2 separate regions of the Homo sapiens genome follow, and region 2 is linked to region 1. A link is a loop called in an ENCODE intact Hi-C map of the cell type or tissue named here. Cell type or tissue: HepG2. All regions are shown on one strand.

What was found. Hi-C counts contacts between places; a loop is a spot of excess contacts. Peaks named below come from ENCODE experiments on the same cell type or tissue, not always from the same donor. Only the 100,000 strongest peaks of a DNase experiment are listed, where the experiment ranks them.
Region 2: it touches region 1 in a loop (5-fold over the local background); 2 of 110 quality-filtered maps call a loop at or near these places.

The regions. Positions count from the first base shown.
Region 1 is chr6:142,923,204-142,931,203 of GRCh38, reverse strand. All of the region lies in intron 1 of HIVEP2 (HIVEP zinc finger 2), which reads left to right. Among named protein-coding and RNA genes, the nearest start is that of HIVEP2, 18 kb to the left of the region's middle. RefSeq lists silencers at 2,970-3,059, 3,961-4,530. In HepG2, no CTCF peak of the experiment used is centred here; DNase peaks (open chromatin) are centred at 3,123, 4,273, 4,633 and 5,273; H3K4me3 peaks cover 3,757 bases.
Region 2 is chr6:142,742,819-142,750,818 of GRCh38, reverse strand. No RefSeq gene overlaps it. Among named protein-coding and RNA genes, the nearest start is that of HIVEP2, 200 kb to the left of the region's middle. In HepG2, a CTCF peak has its summit at 4,104 (motif pointing left); a DNase peak (open chromatin) is centred at 4,088; H3K27me3 peaks cover 980 bases.

The DNA.
Region 1 (8,000 bases):
TACTTGAGCTCTAGACTGCCTTTAGTGCCTATGAGAAAACTCTCTTAATTTTCCTGCACAGATGACTTATTCCACATAATGAATAGTAAAGAAGGAATATTTAAATGGTCACATATTTGATAGAACAAGTAGACCTATATGCAGAAGTGATATATTAGAAGAGAGTTGAGATTTAATAATTATCTGTTGCCAAAATAGAAGTTATTGTTTCCTGAGTGGGTACTTTGATTTTGGAACTTTTCTTTTAATCATTATGGAAATAAATACATTTTAGATTTAGCTCTAGTCACACTTTTGGTTCTGGAGAAGTACAGAGGACTTTGTGAGTGACTAGGAGAGAATAGGAAAATACTATATTGTAATAAAAAATAATTTTGTTTTACTTGAATTCATGTGGGGACACTGCTGTTTCAATAACATGCTTGATTATAGGCCATCTGAGTACTTAACTATTACTTAGATTTCATTGAGGGCCTATTCTGAAGTATTTAATATAGATGGAGGCTGAACAAGGAGATGTGCTCTCAAACACTTGAGTACTATGTAAATATATTTCCATCTGAGAATATATTGACTTTTACCTACAGCCCGAAAGGTACGAGGTGATGATACATCTTGTTATTGTCCAGAGAAGTGAATGAATAGTCCTGGAACCACCTGCAGGTCTTGGGACTGTCTCAGTTACAGGGGCTGTACTTTGTTTAGTTAGCTAGCCTTGAAGGGATTGAGGCATTAGTAATTTGTGCTGAAGGCCACTTAATAAAGAGAAGGTTATAGTTTTATGGGTAGTTTGTAAGAAAAATAAAGCCACTGAGCTTGGAGATACCACAGTAGAAAAGGGTTCTATAGGAACCAAAGATTGTGAAGCAAGCAAGTAGGTAGGTAGGTTTTTCATGAATGGTTCATTCATTCTTATATGTTCATGAGTATGTGTGCATGATTCACTTCTCTCTTCATTCCTATATATATCTGTTCACTCAGTGAGCTCCCTTCCTTTCATTTCAGCTATTTAATTTGAGCTGGGCTTTGATTTGGGAAAGTACTGGCTGTAGAGGAACAACACAGTCGTTTAGTGTGTCATGGAAATAGGATGTGGACCTCAGAAAGAAGAGAGTCTTGATTTTGTCATCACATATCTTGGGAGTCAGTTTTCTGGAAAAACAACAAATGACTGGTGAAAGCTCATTTGAGAAGGATATTACTCAATTTGATTATTGTTAGAGAAGAGTGAAAATTTAGTATGCCCTTCTGAATATTTTTAGAGAGGAGGCCAGTTTGTGAAACAAGTCAGCCTGTCAGATACAGTCTGGCCATATCAAAGACTTTTCAAAGTCTATGAAAATGTGGAGACTCTTGAGTTAGAGAACTTGGATCTCAGAAGCATGGAGAGCCAAACATTATGGTAACAACTTACTGTTTCTCTCATATTCTAACTACACATTTAAATGAAACCAATCCTGAATGAAACAATGAGTTTTAAAATGGTTAGTTTGGGAAACTTCAAGTCTTAATCCTTTTCATTGTATGAAATAATATATCTTCTTAGGTTGGAATTGCGCACTTCATGATGTACTTTAAGTAACAAAAGTGGAGCACTTTAATTTTTTTCTAAAGAGAAAGTGTAAAATACATTATCCTGCAAAACTTCCTTTTATCCTCACAGTTATTTCTTCTCTTTCATGGTGTAAAAGAGGTGCATTTGAAAATAGCACCAGGAACCTGAAGAACTCCTTTTTTTTTGTTCTGGTTTATATTTTCAATTGTGTATTTATTCATAAGTTAATTTATCTTACCGTTCTCATACTGATCTTTATATCCTCAGTCTATACTAAATTTATGGTAATACTGATTTTATTTAGCCTGTAATCAGGATTATAAAATAAAACATTTTTAAGTCTTCCCTCTTTGTCCTTTCCAAGTGCCATCATCAGCAACTAGGTATAGACCAGAGAGCATGAATTTTGAATAAAATCTTCACTGAGCTTAGGCAGTATTTGGGGAGTCACATGCAGCTTGGGGAGTGCTAATTGTATACCATTGGCAGATGATTTGAAGGAACAAGTATAAGTATGTTCAAATCAAAAACACAAGAATTGCTGCAGAGATTTAATGGATAAAAGAACAATTGATATGAAGGAGAAAAGACACCCCAAAAAAAGTTGGTGTAAGATCATTCAGGAAACAGATATCCACTACAGTATTTCCTAGGATTGGATACAGTGGAATCACATTTACAGTCAAGAATCATTTGATACAGTTTGGGAAGCCAAGTAAATAAAGCAGTTGGATGTGATTAGATTTTTTGCAGGCCCCTCTCAGCACTCACACTCAGGGGCACTGGCCACTGGGAAGTAAAGAAGTGGTTGCAGTTAGGAATAAGGAGTTTGAAAATGAGAAGAGTTTGCGATTGCTTTTCAGCAAGATTGAAAGACTAGCTATGCTAGTCCTGAACTGAGTGGAGATTTCAGTTCTCTGAGCCTATTTCTTGAAAAAATCGGGATAGAAATATATATATGTGAAGCAAATAGCAAACTCTAATATACTATGCAAATTTAAGATATCATGTGATAAAGTTGTATTATTCAGATGTTTAGGAAATAAGACAACAGAATATTATTGAAGGGCTTTGCATCACTGTAAGTGGGGAAATCTAAGTTACCTTTAATATTGCCTTAAATAGTACATGACTGGATAGGACAACTAATATATATTAAATGGTAAAGTCTTTGATGTGCCTTTACCATATAAAAAAATTTCAGTAACCTTCTAAACATGAAACTTGTTTATCAAGAAGCAGTAGAACCGAGGATGAACTTCATGAAAACATCGAGATGATTTCTGTGCCAATTCTTAAGATTAATTTCTTGTCAATTCATAGGTTACAATGCAATGCACATTTTAAGTATCAGGATACTCATAAAACCCTAAACATATGTTTAAAAATAGAGTTTATATTTTTAGGGTAGTTTTAGCTTCTCAGCAAAATCCAGCGGAAGGTACAGAGATTTCCCATGTACTTCCTGTCCCCACATACACACAGCCTCCTCCACTATCGAAGTCTTGCGCTAGAGTGGTACATTTGTTATAATCCAAGAACCTACATCGACACATCATGGTCACCCCAGGTCCATAGTTTACATTGTTTTAATTCATGTCCTGATGTGAAACATTGCTTAGTTCAAATGTTAGAGATGTTGACACAGTAAAACATCTGTAATGTTTGTTCACCATGAGAACAGAATCTACAATTTGTTTTGTAGTTGACGATCTGTCTCAAACTGCACAAGCTGAAATTAAACTATTTCAATTTTTTATTTCAAAATGATCATAAAATACCTTATGGCCTTATTTTTAATCGTTATTAACCGTAAGCCACAGCTTCTCTACAATTACACATTGTTATAATCTGGTTTATGGCTTGAAACTAAATGGAAGGCTGGAAATTTAGAAGGAGACTTTAAAAATCTTTAAGAAACATGAACAGGTAATTTCCATTTTAAAACACTCTGGCTAAAGGTTTTGTTGGCTATTAAAGTGGATAAGTATAAGATTGAAAGATTCTTAAGAGATTCTGATTGTTAAAAGTATTAGTTGAGATAGGATAACTTAAGGTCCTAATAAATAAAAGGAGTGCAGTGGGTGTTTTCATAATGAAAACATATAGAATATGCTTTTAGAAACGTCTCAGGGGGCCTTCTTGCCTACTTTCACCTTACTGGAGCTCTGCAGTGAAGAAATGTTCCTTTTCCTGTTTTATGTCTGACAGTTATTTACGGAATTCACAATTGGAAAGGAGATAGAAAACGAGGGGAAAACAACTGCAACAACACTTACGTGATTTTTCACTTTTGATGACTTGGAAATAATCCTAGTGGAAAAAAGAGTCATCTTTAGGGAAACTGCGTTCAAAATTACGCTGAGGAAAGTGCGCCCGGCCAGTGCGTCCTCCAAACACCTGGAAACGCACGCCTTTTCCTCCCCGTGGGAAATCCAGGCGGTGGAGGAGGGCAGCCTGCAGTCTGCGGCTGGGAGCGCTGGGCTTGCGAGCTCGGTTTCCTCCGGGAGGAAGAGCAGCTCTTCCCCGCGGAGCCCCAGGGCTGGCCTCCGGTAGCAGCGCTGGGCCGGCCGGGGACGGAGGCGCCGGGAGCGCCAGCGGGAGAGGGGAGCCCTGGCCGCCCGCCCCGCGCCGCCGCGCCGCCGCGCGCTGCCTGCCCTGGACGCGGCTTGAACTTTGGCCCCCCGTCCGCTGACACCCGAGGGAGCATGAATGCAATGACGTCTCCGCAGGGCTCAGCTGCACAACAGGAAATGCTCTCGGCCTCCCCCCTTCCTGCCGGGAGAAAGTGGGGCTCGCCGCGCCCGGCGGCCGCCGCAGGGCCGGCCCAGACCTAGTTTCTCGGCCGCGGGCCCAGCGCCGGGAGCTGGTCCGGGAGGGAGAACGCGCGCCCCGGCCCGGGTTCACTGGCCCCAGCGTGTCGGGGGACTCCACGGTGCGGAAAAGCCCGGGGGTCAGGGGACAGTTGGGCTCGCGGGGACCACAGCACTGGCACCTCCCTGACTCAGAGGACGCCCAGTCAGGTGGGCCCGGAGCACCGGGGGCTCCCGAAGTGGGGCCTGATGGTGCCCAGGAGCGCTGACCTCAGGAGGCCTGAGTCCGTTTGTCATTGCCCGGATAGAATATACGCTCTTTCTTTTCACAAAGCCCTCACAGGAAACCTTGTTTAACTCTCCCTCTAACTGCCACCTTTTTACTTTGTTGTGGAAACAAAGATATGAATGTTTAGTGCAAAGCACAAACATCATGCCGTTAATACACTTCCAGACAGAATCATTACAAGAAAATGATCTCAGTGTTCATGATTTTAGCTGTTGTTATTTAGGGAATATGATTAATTTGGTTTAAAAGAATACTAATGATCTTGTGAATTTGAAGACAGTGTCAAAGCCCTGGATTTATTATACTGAAATTATTAGATGGACTTTTACTGTTTTTATAATAATATTATTTTGCTAGAGGTAGACGTAAAAAGTTGAACACAAGCAAGTTAACCCAAGCTGTTAAATTTAAAAAAAGTTTAAATTTGCATGAATCATCTTTAGAACTATATTTAAGAATCGATGTTTAGTACTAATAATCTATAATTTAGTAACTTGAATCTTACGTGTCTTCCATACTTGCAGGTATGATAAAGAAGAGTCGTATCAGCTGAGCAGTCGTGATTGTGATTACGTCCCTGGTTGACTCATGAATAGGCTTTGTAATGGTAGATTGTTCTTTTGGACACACAGCCAAAATGCTAAAGTTCACTGGGAGGTCTGCTAAGGTTTCTTACATCAAAGAGTTGACAGAGAAAGGACTTACTAAATGAAAATATTATTTAGTAGTTTCTAGTAAACCTCAAAAATCATTCCAAATTGGAACATACACTATGTTTACATGTTTAAGTTAAACTGAGTCATGAAGCTAACCGCTGACTTATGTATGCTTTCAGTAGTGTTGCCTAAATGTTCTCATTTAAAAGAAGTCCCCATAGGATTATGAGATGTGCATATAGTACGATGTCATTTTTCTTGGGAAACTTTCAGCTTACTTATGCAATAAGGAAATTTAAGGTTATTTGAGTACATCTGGAATAATAGCTTTAGATTTTTGAAATTTGTCTTTTTGGGGTAGCTTTTCCCTTTTTCCTTGACAAAATATAACACAACGATCCTATTTCCTATCTGAGCTTAGTTCAAGTTGTTATGGTGGCAAAGTTATGGGTTATGAAATGCACAAAAATGTTGGTACAGATATACTTAGTGGCCCACTTAAGAAAATAAAATTGGAGATTAAGAATAGAGGGAAGGTTGTGGCTCCTTGGTATTATGTTAGGAGAGCAGAATCCATTATAGTACACTCTTACAGTTAAACAATTTGGGGACAAACAAGGTTATGTGAGTGACAAAGTTTCATAAAACTAGAAAGCACTATGTTAATGCAAGATTACTTTCTAAAAATATTGATTCTCATTCCCTTTTTTCCTTCACAATAAAATTGTATGGAACGTTTGTGTGGTAGAACAAGGAGAACTTCTAAAGTGCATGTTAGTTTCATCCTTTGAGGCCACATATTGGGTCTCCTGCATTCTATCTGTTTACTCTCTATAAGATTTAAAACAGAGAGAGTAAATAGACAGAAGGCAGAGGACCCAACTATGTGGCCTCAAAAGATGTGGCCGCAAAGGTACTATGAAAGTATTTAGTAGTAGTATTATAGGGACCAGTTACTCCAGATTTGTATGAACAATAATCCCCAGTTTTGATGCAGCATCATGTTGGAGGTGCTAAGTAGGATCCTTAGACTTATTAGTTGAATCTCATAATCACCAGGAGATTAACATACTATTTTATGAAAAATGGAGTGTGAAAAGTCCTTATGGACTGCATAGATTCTGAATTTTTATAACATTAATCCAAACCCAGTACCTTGTCTGTAATTATAGTCTAAGCATATGTGATTTGATTAACACATGAATTACAAATATATCTACTTTTGGGCATATATTCCACCTTTTGTACTGCAGAAAAATTTTGTGCCTTTGCAGTGACCAAAACTATAGTTCTGTTTAGGGTCAGTAGGAGAAGATGTTTTTCCTCTTAACTGAGAAGTTTATGTTTCTTGGAGGAAAATCCTAGAATAAATGCAATCTTCCATTGTATCTTGGAATTACAATTTGAAATATCTTAAACAGTATTTTTTGAAAGAATTGGTTGTCTACTGTATGCCTTTTCCAATGAACTACATAAATAAAGGCAGAGTTTGTCTTTTCCTCTCTGAATGCCTAATGCCTAGAACGGTGCCTGACCCGGAGTAGTTGCTCAGAGCACGGGTGCTGAATGAGGAAATAAAGATGATACTGCTATCTCTCATATTTCAGATGCTATTTTGTAGTCTTCGGTCATAATTTTAGAATTCTCTTTTTGGTAAGAGGTTTAAAAAAGTGAGATATTATTTGATTTTTAATGAAATGTAAACATATAGCAGATGCACAATAAACATTTATTAAATTAAAAAACCACTGAAAGAAACATGATACTGCAATCCTGGTGCTTTATTTACTATTCTAATCATCTGCAGTCCTCCTTTTGCATCTAATGAGAGTCATTTTTTAAAAAGCTCATTGACCTATTGATTTATAAAAGAAGACATTTAGCAAAGCTGAAGAGAGGCCCACTTGAATTTGAATCATTTTAACTAGCACTTAACCCTCGGCCTTTACCTAGCGGTTTGAGATCCAAAGATTCTTTGAGTTCTTAAACCTATTTCATATTTGATTATTTATTGCCTAACAGGATCTTTGATGCTACATTTGAGCCTTTCTGGACATCGGGATTATGGATTAAAAGCCGTTGCTGTACCTCCTGCCTGGTACTGTGCCTGACATAGAATCTAGGGGCTCCACAGGGCTGGCTTTGTGGGCATGTGACCTGTGCATTTGTACAGGGCTCCAAGCTCAGAAGGGCCCTGAGTTTGGTTAAATGATCTGCTGTCACTGTCTTGAAATTAATTTTTGAGCAAGGGGTCTTCATTTCTCTGCCTTGCTAAGGTACAACTGAATAAAAAACAGATGGTGTGTTTGGGATCCATCCAATATATCAGCTGAATTGGAATATTATTTGGAATCAAATATGAATGGTTTTGAAAAAGAAAATCTTCTCCAAAGTGTTCAATATATCCTCTTGGTTGGAACATAGGAGACTGTAGCTAACATCATGGGAAATGTAATAGGTAGCATTAACTATCTTATTTTTAAATGTCATCTGTTATATTTTGGTTCATGCTTATCTTATTGTTCACTATTAAATATTTAACTATGATTTTTTTTTTTTTGAGACGGAGTCTTGCTCTGTTGCCCAGGCTGGAGTACAGTGGCACGATCTCAGCTCACTGCAACCTCCGCCTCCCGGATTCAAGCAATTCCCTACCTCAGCCTCCCGAGTAGCTGGGATTACAGGCT
Region 2 (8,000 bases), 180 kb after region 1:
TTTGATTATGTAGGGTGATTTGTGTGTCATATTCCTCATTGATGTGTGCGTGCGTGTGTGTGTGTGTGTGTGTGTGTGTGTGTGTGTGTTGGTGATCCCAGGCCAAATCAAATTACTCTGTTTCCTCCTCTACCTAATTCATCACTCATTTATTCAGTCATTCATTCATTCATAAAAGTTATTGAGTGCCAACTATGAACTGGGTACGATAGTGGGCATTTATTTTTATTTTTATTTATTTATTTATTTATTTATTTATTTATTTATTTGAGAGTCTTACTGCAGGCCAGGCTGGAGTGCAGTGGTGCTATCTCAGCTCACTGCAACCTCCGCCTCCCAGGTTCAAGTGATTCTCCCATCTCAGCATCCTGAGTAGCTGGGTCTACACGTGCATGCCACCATGGCTAATTTTTGCATTTTTAGTAGAGACAGGGTTTCACCATGTTGGCCAGGCTTGTCTCAAACACCTGGCCTCAAGTGATCTGCCTGCCTCAGTCTCCCAAAGTGCTGGGGTTACAGGTGTGAACCTAATGCTCCCAGCCTGGTGGTGGGCATTTAGAATTAATAAAGAGTATCCGTGCCACCAAGGAGCTCAAGTAAATAGGAAAGACATATATGTAAGTAAATGTGGATAATATGATGTTTGAGCTAAAATAGTTGCACATTTGGTTTTATAACCATAAAGGGAGAGAGAAATCATCCTGGAGAGAGCAATCATCCTGCTGAGAATGAAGAAAAGCTTCATCACAGAGGTAGCCTTAGAACAGATCCTTGAAACAATAAATTGACTAATTCATTCAACGTAGCTTTTCATCACCTACATTGGAGTACTCTTGTGTGTGCTAGGTGTCCAATATGGCACAAAACAGATAAAGTCCTTGCCTTAATGGAGTTTATATTCTAGAGGAGAGGGCAATATAAAAAATTAGTGGGAAAACGCATATTAGATCTGATCTGAGATGTGTAAAGCAATTAATGTGTAAAAAGCAAGATGTAGCTGGCACCCTAGGTATGTGGCAAGGTAGTACATGGTTAAGCTAGAAACACATATCAAAGTCCAATTTCCTAATCCAGCCTACAGGTCTGGCCCTGTAAGCAATGGAGAACCAAGGAAGGATTGAAGCAATAAAGTGGCCTTGCTAATTGTTGTCGTTATCATTATTTTGGGAAAAATAAAATACTGTGGCACCAGCGAAGATAAGGGAAATAAAAGCAGCAACAATCCAAACAAATGATGGAGACCTGGAGAAAGAAGGGACAGTTTTGCTTAATGAAGAGGAATGGCTGATAGCTAGACTGATTTGGTGCTGGGATGAAAGAGATGGAGAAGTTAAAGATGATGAGTTTTTAACCTGGACAATAGAATGAGGGTGGCATTATTCAGCCACAAAAGAGAGTGGATTTGTACAGAATGCTGGTAAAGAGATGAGCTTTCCTTAGCAGTTCTGAAGGAGTTCAACCTCAAACAAGAGAGGCCAGAGCTGGAGACTGGTTTGTCAGTTCTTGTTTTTCATCATAGCTGAGAGCACTGAATTGGATGAAATTCCTCAGGGTATATAAAGGGGTAGAAGAGGAAGTTTGAGGGTTTCCAAAGGTAGACAAAGAACATAGGGGCGAGCAAAGGTATACTTCACAGGACAGCACATCTCATCTGCTGAGCCTTAATGATACAAAATTGTTTAATATTTTTGAGAACTTGATTTTCAATATATTCCCCAAGATAATTTCTAGAAAACAAAACTTTTAGAACATCATTTTCTGAGAAAAAATCAACTGCATTTGTGGAATTATTTACTATTAGTTACTATTTCCTTAGTAGCATAATAGTAGCTTCATTATTAAATAATAAATTAGAGGTTATTAAATTAACCTGTCATTTACAAATATCTTTTCCAAAACCTGTAGTCTAGAGAAGTTAGGTGAAGTTTTCAAGGAGAAATAGGTGGTTCATTACAGAATCAAGGCTAAAAATGAGCTCCCACCTCTTTGTCCAGGTTTGCTTAAAGAACAGTTTCTCATTATTTATGCTCTTCTCACTTAGATCAAGATTACAATCACAATAATGTACTGTGAAAGTTGTTGGGTTGAATGGGCTCAGAATCATACAAAAACAACAAAGCTTATTTCTGCCCTGGAAATGGTCTTTATTAGTTTAAAATATATTACTAAATATGGTGGCATCGACTTTGCCACAGTACAGTTTTTTTTCCCAGGGGCAATTTGACATTATACAGAGCATCAGCTCCCATTAATTTCCGAGTGTAGAGAAACATATGCTTACCCAGACTTTATATGCAACAATAAACCAGCTTGGCTATGCAGTAGTACTGAAGAACAGGGAAAGTGGTGGAAATTATTCTACTTGGCACCGAACAGTACCTAAAGAGTAACAAGAAGAAGACACAAACTCTATTTTCTAGAATTCTCTAGATGGATCATTTTATGCATACATATCCATTGCTTATCAACAACTAAGGCCACCTTCAGAAATATACATTTGACAGGATGTATTGACTTGTGCCTGTAATTCCAGCTACTTGGGAGGCTGATCTAGGAGGATTGCTTGAAGCCAGGATTTCAAGACTAGAAATACATGTTGGTTATCAAAATGAATCATATCAACAGATTTTCTCTCCATTCACTAAGTGCCTATAAATGTATTTCAGATTCTGCAGTAGATCCCTGCCATGGATTTTTATTTTTTTGAGACAGCATCTTGCTCTGTTTCCTGGGCTGGAGTGCAGTGGCACCATCTGCAACCTCTGCCTCCCTGACTCAAAGAGACACTCCCACCTCAGCCTCCATAATAGCTGGGACCACAGGTGCCCGCCACCACGCCCAGCTAATTTTTTGTATTTCTTTTGTAGAGATGGGGATCTCACCATGTTGGCCAGGCTGGTCTAGAACTCCTGGGCTCAAGTGATCTGCCTGCCTTGGCCTCCCAAAGTGCTGGGATTACAGGCGTGAGCACCCCGCCCAGCCCCTGGCATGTTTTATTCTTCAAGTAGATTCCAAGTGTTGTTACATTGTTGAAATACAAGCAGAATCCATATAGTTCGATGTGAATAAAATCTTATTTTGGCAAAATTAAAATAAAATGATTAATGATCATACATTTCCTTAATTTATTAAAAATCATATTAATAAAATATTTTTAAATGAAAACCTTTCTATTAAAAAATGCCACTGGGCACGGTGGCTATTATTTCCTACAGGTTATTGTTGCAGCATGTAGGAAAAACTACATACACACACATTGTACATGGTCCAGGGATCCAGGCCATTTATGGGGACAGCATCCCCATACAAAATCTCTTGTAGCTAATAATGATAAGTATTCTCTACAAGCCCTGTTTTAAGTGCTTTCATTTATTCCCTCATTTAATAGTCACAAAACTGAGTGAAATAATTTGCTTAAGTTTTCCCAGCTAGTAAATAGAAGAGGCAGTTAGGCTCTAAAGCGGTGCCATCCAGTAGAACTTTCTGTAATGGGAAAAATGTCCCATATCTACACCTTCCAATACAAAAGCCTATAGCTATACATGACTGGAGCACTGGGAATGCGGACAGTGCAAGTGAGAAACTGGACTTTTAATTTTATTTAATTATATTTAAATTAAACTTCACATGTGTCTAGTGCTTCCTGAATTGACTGGCCACCTCTGCAGGCTGGACCCTTCCCCTGTGCACAGGCTGCACCACCCACCTCTATAAGCACTCATCATTTGACAGCTATTGAGGTTCTATCACATGCTAGCTCTTTTCTTGGTGCTGGAGCTATACCAATGAACAACAACCACCAAACCACACCAAACCCAAAAATCTGCTATCAAAGAACTTAGGTTCAGTGCTTATCACTAAATATCTAGTTAAGGATTTTGGTGATACAATCCTATTGACTGCTTCTGTTTCCATTGAGTTTTGGACCCTGGAACTCACTCAAGCAATAACAGCCAAAGCACGCTTTTTTGAAGAAGTAAACAAGCATCCTCCTCCTCCTGCCAGAAATCTGTTAAAAGCAAGGATGGAGAATATATCCCATTCTCAGGACTCATGTGGGGTCTCTCACTTCTGCCTTGGTATAAATGCATATGCCCCCTTGTGGCCTAAGGAAAGAGAGATGCAGCTGGGCTCCCCAAGGGCCCTGACTCCCCTACTGCTTCTGCATAGGACATGGAGTCTATGAAGAGAGCGCCCTGGCTCCTGGAAGCCTTGCCTTGCTTTTCTACTGACCACATGTTATTAAGTAAATGGAAGGCAGAAGGAAGGAGTCTGACATTTCTTCTCCCACAGTGAAGGGTGGAGGAAGGAAAGAAACAGAGGGGTTTCCTTTCTCTAGCCCAGCGGCCATCCTGACTGTGAAGCAAGGGGTCTGAGGAGAAAACTGCTCCTTGCTGCCGCGTATCCATCTAAGTAGCCAGACTCATGGAAAACCACACTGCAAATGTTGCCCTCTTTGGAGAAAACCCACTGTCACCAAGGATCTACTGTTTTCCCCAAAACATAGTCTATGACTCTCTGTTATCCCCTTGGAATCAGTGAGATCATAATTCACGTGATATTCAACTGAAACAAACTAGACAAAGAGATTAAATAAAGCAACTTCATCTTAGCTCAAAAATTAGAACAAGCAGCCTTTCCCAGAGAGAATTAAGCCCATCAGAAAATGATTTGAGTGACTATTTTTCTCAAATCTTCTAAGGAGATTACGTAACTAGCACCATCCTTGTGTGTAGGAAAAAAGTTAATTTGTTACACACAATGGGTGTCTTAGGGCATTAGGACTTAATATTCATATGGAAGCCTGTTTGACAAGGGATGGACTGTGGTATATTTCCCAACTCGTATCATGCCTAGTCACATTGTCAAATCTAGTTTAACAGAAATAATACATTGAGTACCACAGGACAGCATCAAATCCCCCCAAATTGTATCATGCCAGCAATATTAAAATGCCCCAAATGTGAACACTGCCTCATTAATATTTTCCAGAATAAACTTAAATTGCAAAAAGATAACCTCCTTTTATATTAAATACTAAATAAATTTAAGTCCCCAGTTTTGCTTCCTTTAATTCCTTACCCCAAGAATAACATAACTTACGTTCCCAGGGAAGGTTACAATTCAAATGTGTTAGGCATTTCAGCCAGGACCTTGGTGTACCTACCACTCGGCAATATGGGATTTCTTTCAGGGAAAGTGGTCCACACAAGGAACATAGCCAGATGGGAAAAAATGTTATATTCCCTATTTATCATCCCTCCTCCCTCTGCCAATCACATGCAGCAAATGCTTCAGGTTAATGATGCATTCAAGAATGTGTCTTGATCTCCATTCTGAAGTAAAGCCACCTTCTTTCTATGTAAATCTAAATCTTAGGGTATGTATAACTAGACATTCCTATGTCAAAAGAGATATGTCCAGATTTACTGCATTCTGTTTAGATAAATAAATATGTGTCATTTTATGTATATATACATTATTTCATTTACTCCTTTTAGCTCCTGTAATATGGGCATTATAACTTCCATTTCGCAAATCACCAAATATTTGTAGAGAAAGAAACATAAATTTTATAACTTGCCCAAGATTACATAACTGAGTTTCAAACTCAGGTCTGTCTGACTCCAGAATCATCCATTCCATTATTTCATTGATTGTCATTCAGCCATAGCTGCAAGCTTTCAAAGGAAATTCATCATTTGTTCTTTCATTCATTCAAACATGTTGATTGACTGACTGCTCCTGCTGCACTGTTTAGTAAGCAAGACCGCATGTGAGCAAGAGATTTCAATGACAGCATGGAAAGGAATTTGAGAGAGGGATTGCTGCAATGCAAACCCAGATTTGAGGTAAGTGAATCTGAACTATAAGGAGGGAACCCTAATCTGAACAAAAAGTAAGGGTGTTCTGGAACGTAAGGTGATTATCAGGTTAGTGCAGAACATTAAAAGTGTTACAGGTAGGGGAGGCCCTCTGGAAAAATCCCACAGCAAGAGAGAGCAGGACATGTTGGAGAGAACAAAACAAATTCTACAGAGGGAGTAAAGATTCTGAGGTGCAGGGCCAGGAAAGGGATAGCAAGAGGTGGAGCCGACGGGATAAACAATGATGAGATACTGCAGGGTCTTGGAAATCATTTTTAGAGGTTTAGACATTAGGGCAACAGTTATTTGGGAATTAGAGCGTGCTAGGTAGGAAACTGATGGGACAGGGTTTGCGGTTTACCCGCTAAAAGGGCTTTAAGGTACACTGTCCAAGAGTCATAGCAACATGGGGCTACAGAGCACTTGGAACGTGGTTACTCCAAATTGATATGCACTGCAAATGTGAAATATATGCCAATTTTGAAGATATAGCACAAGGACGGTTTCAAATATGTTATTCATAATTGTTCATAGTGAGAACATGTTTAAATGATACTACACTACAAATATTAGGTTAATTAAAATGATGTTAAAATTAATTTCCTATGCTTCTTTTTTTAGGTTGGTACCAGAAATTTCACAATTGCATACGTGGCTCACATTGCATTTCTATTGGATGGTGCTGGTGAAAGAGAGAATAGATGAGGGGTTGGGAGGGGCCACTGAGTTCAGCTAGGCGGCTATTTCCATGATGGTGGCCTGCAATAATGCGGCAGTGGTGAAGATGAAAGAAAGCAGACAGACTTGAACTGCAAGAAGGTGGTGCACCATATGAGATGGTGGTTTATTAGATACAAGGTTCTCAGAAGAAGGGGGCGTCATGGTTAACGTCCCATTCCTAGCTAGCCACAAACAGATTAAAGATGATGCCTTTTCACAACATGGTTAAAGGGCAGGGGGCAGGGAGGTTTGGGAGAGCCCTGACGGATTTGGTAGCTCTTCCTTACTTCCTGACTTTGGGGGTCCTGTGGACATCTGAAAGGAGAGGTCCAGGGAGCAATTGGAACTGTGGTTCTTCTGATACTATCTTAATAATAATAAATCTATCTGTAATTTATTTAAAGTGGATCATATGCCAGACAGATATAATCTCATTTAATCCTTCCATGAATTTGTTGATAAGAATATGGCTACATTCCCTTCCTTTTTTATTGCTCTATATCAATGGTTCACAATTTTATCAACTATCATATTTTATAGTGCCTCTTTTGTATAGTTTACTCATCCTATTATATGGAAAATATCCATATAATTTTGAAATTATTATATGGATAATTGAAATTATCCATATAATGTATAATATCCATATAATATTTTCAAAATTATATGGATAATTTCAAAAATTTCAGTATAATACCCTAACTATATATAAAGGAGAAATGACAGAAACTTAATTTACAATAAAATTTTATTCATCTATTAAATAGGTAAATGTACTGTGTTATAGTTAAAGATTACAGTAGAAAGTATAATGAAGAAGTTAGGAGCTTGCACCTCCATGCAGATCACCGTGATTATGACAGCTACATATTCACCTGCCGGTGTATTATACTGGGAACTCAGATGCCACAAGTGGCATTGTCATTAGAACATGATTTTCTGAAATGAGAAAGAAAATCTCGGAAAGTTCCAAAAATAACAAAATGTGAATTTTCTCAATTGACATGTGGTTGCCCTCCCAGAAATATGTAACAAACCTGCACATTGTGCACATGTGCCCTAAAACTTAAAGTATAATAATAATAAAATTTTAAAAAAAGAAAAAAAAAAAATTATAAAAATTTTTTAAAAAATTCAGTCTCCAGTCCATTCTGCTGTAATGTTTGTTTTAAAATTTTTCCAACACAGTTGACATACTAGGGAACAATTTGAACATAACACATTTGCTTATGCTTGACTTTTTAATTGAGAAATACTAGGTGAATGCAGAAGACAGCACTTAGCTGAAGGAGCCATGTAGGAATATACAAACATAAACACTAACACAATTCCAATGTCTACCAGCTACCTCATTTCACCAAGAGTGTTATGACCCCACCCATATACATAGTGTACAGCATAGTGAAGTTGGAC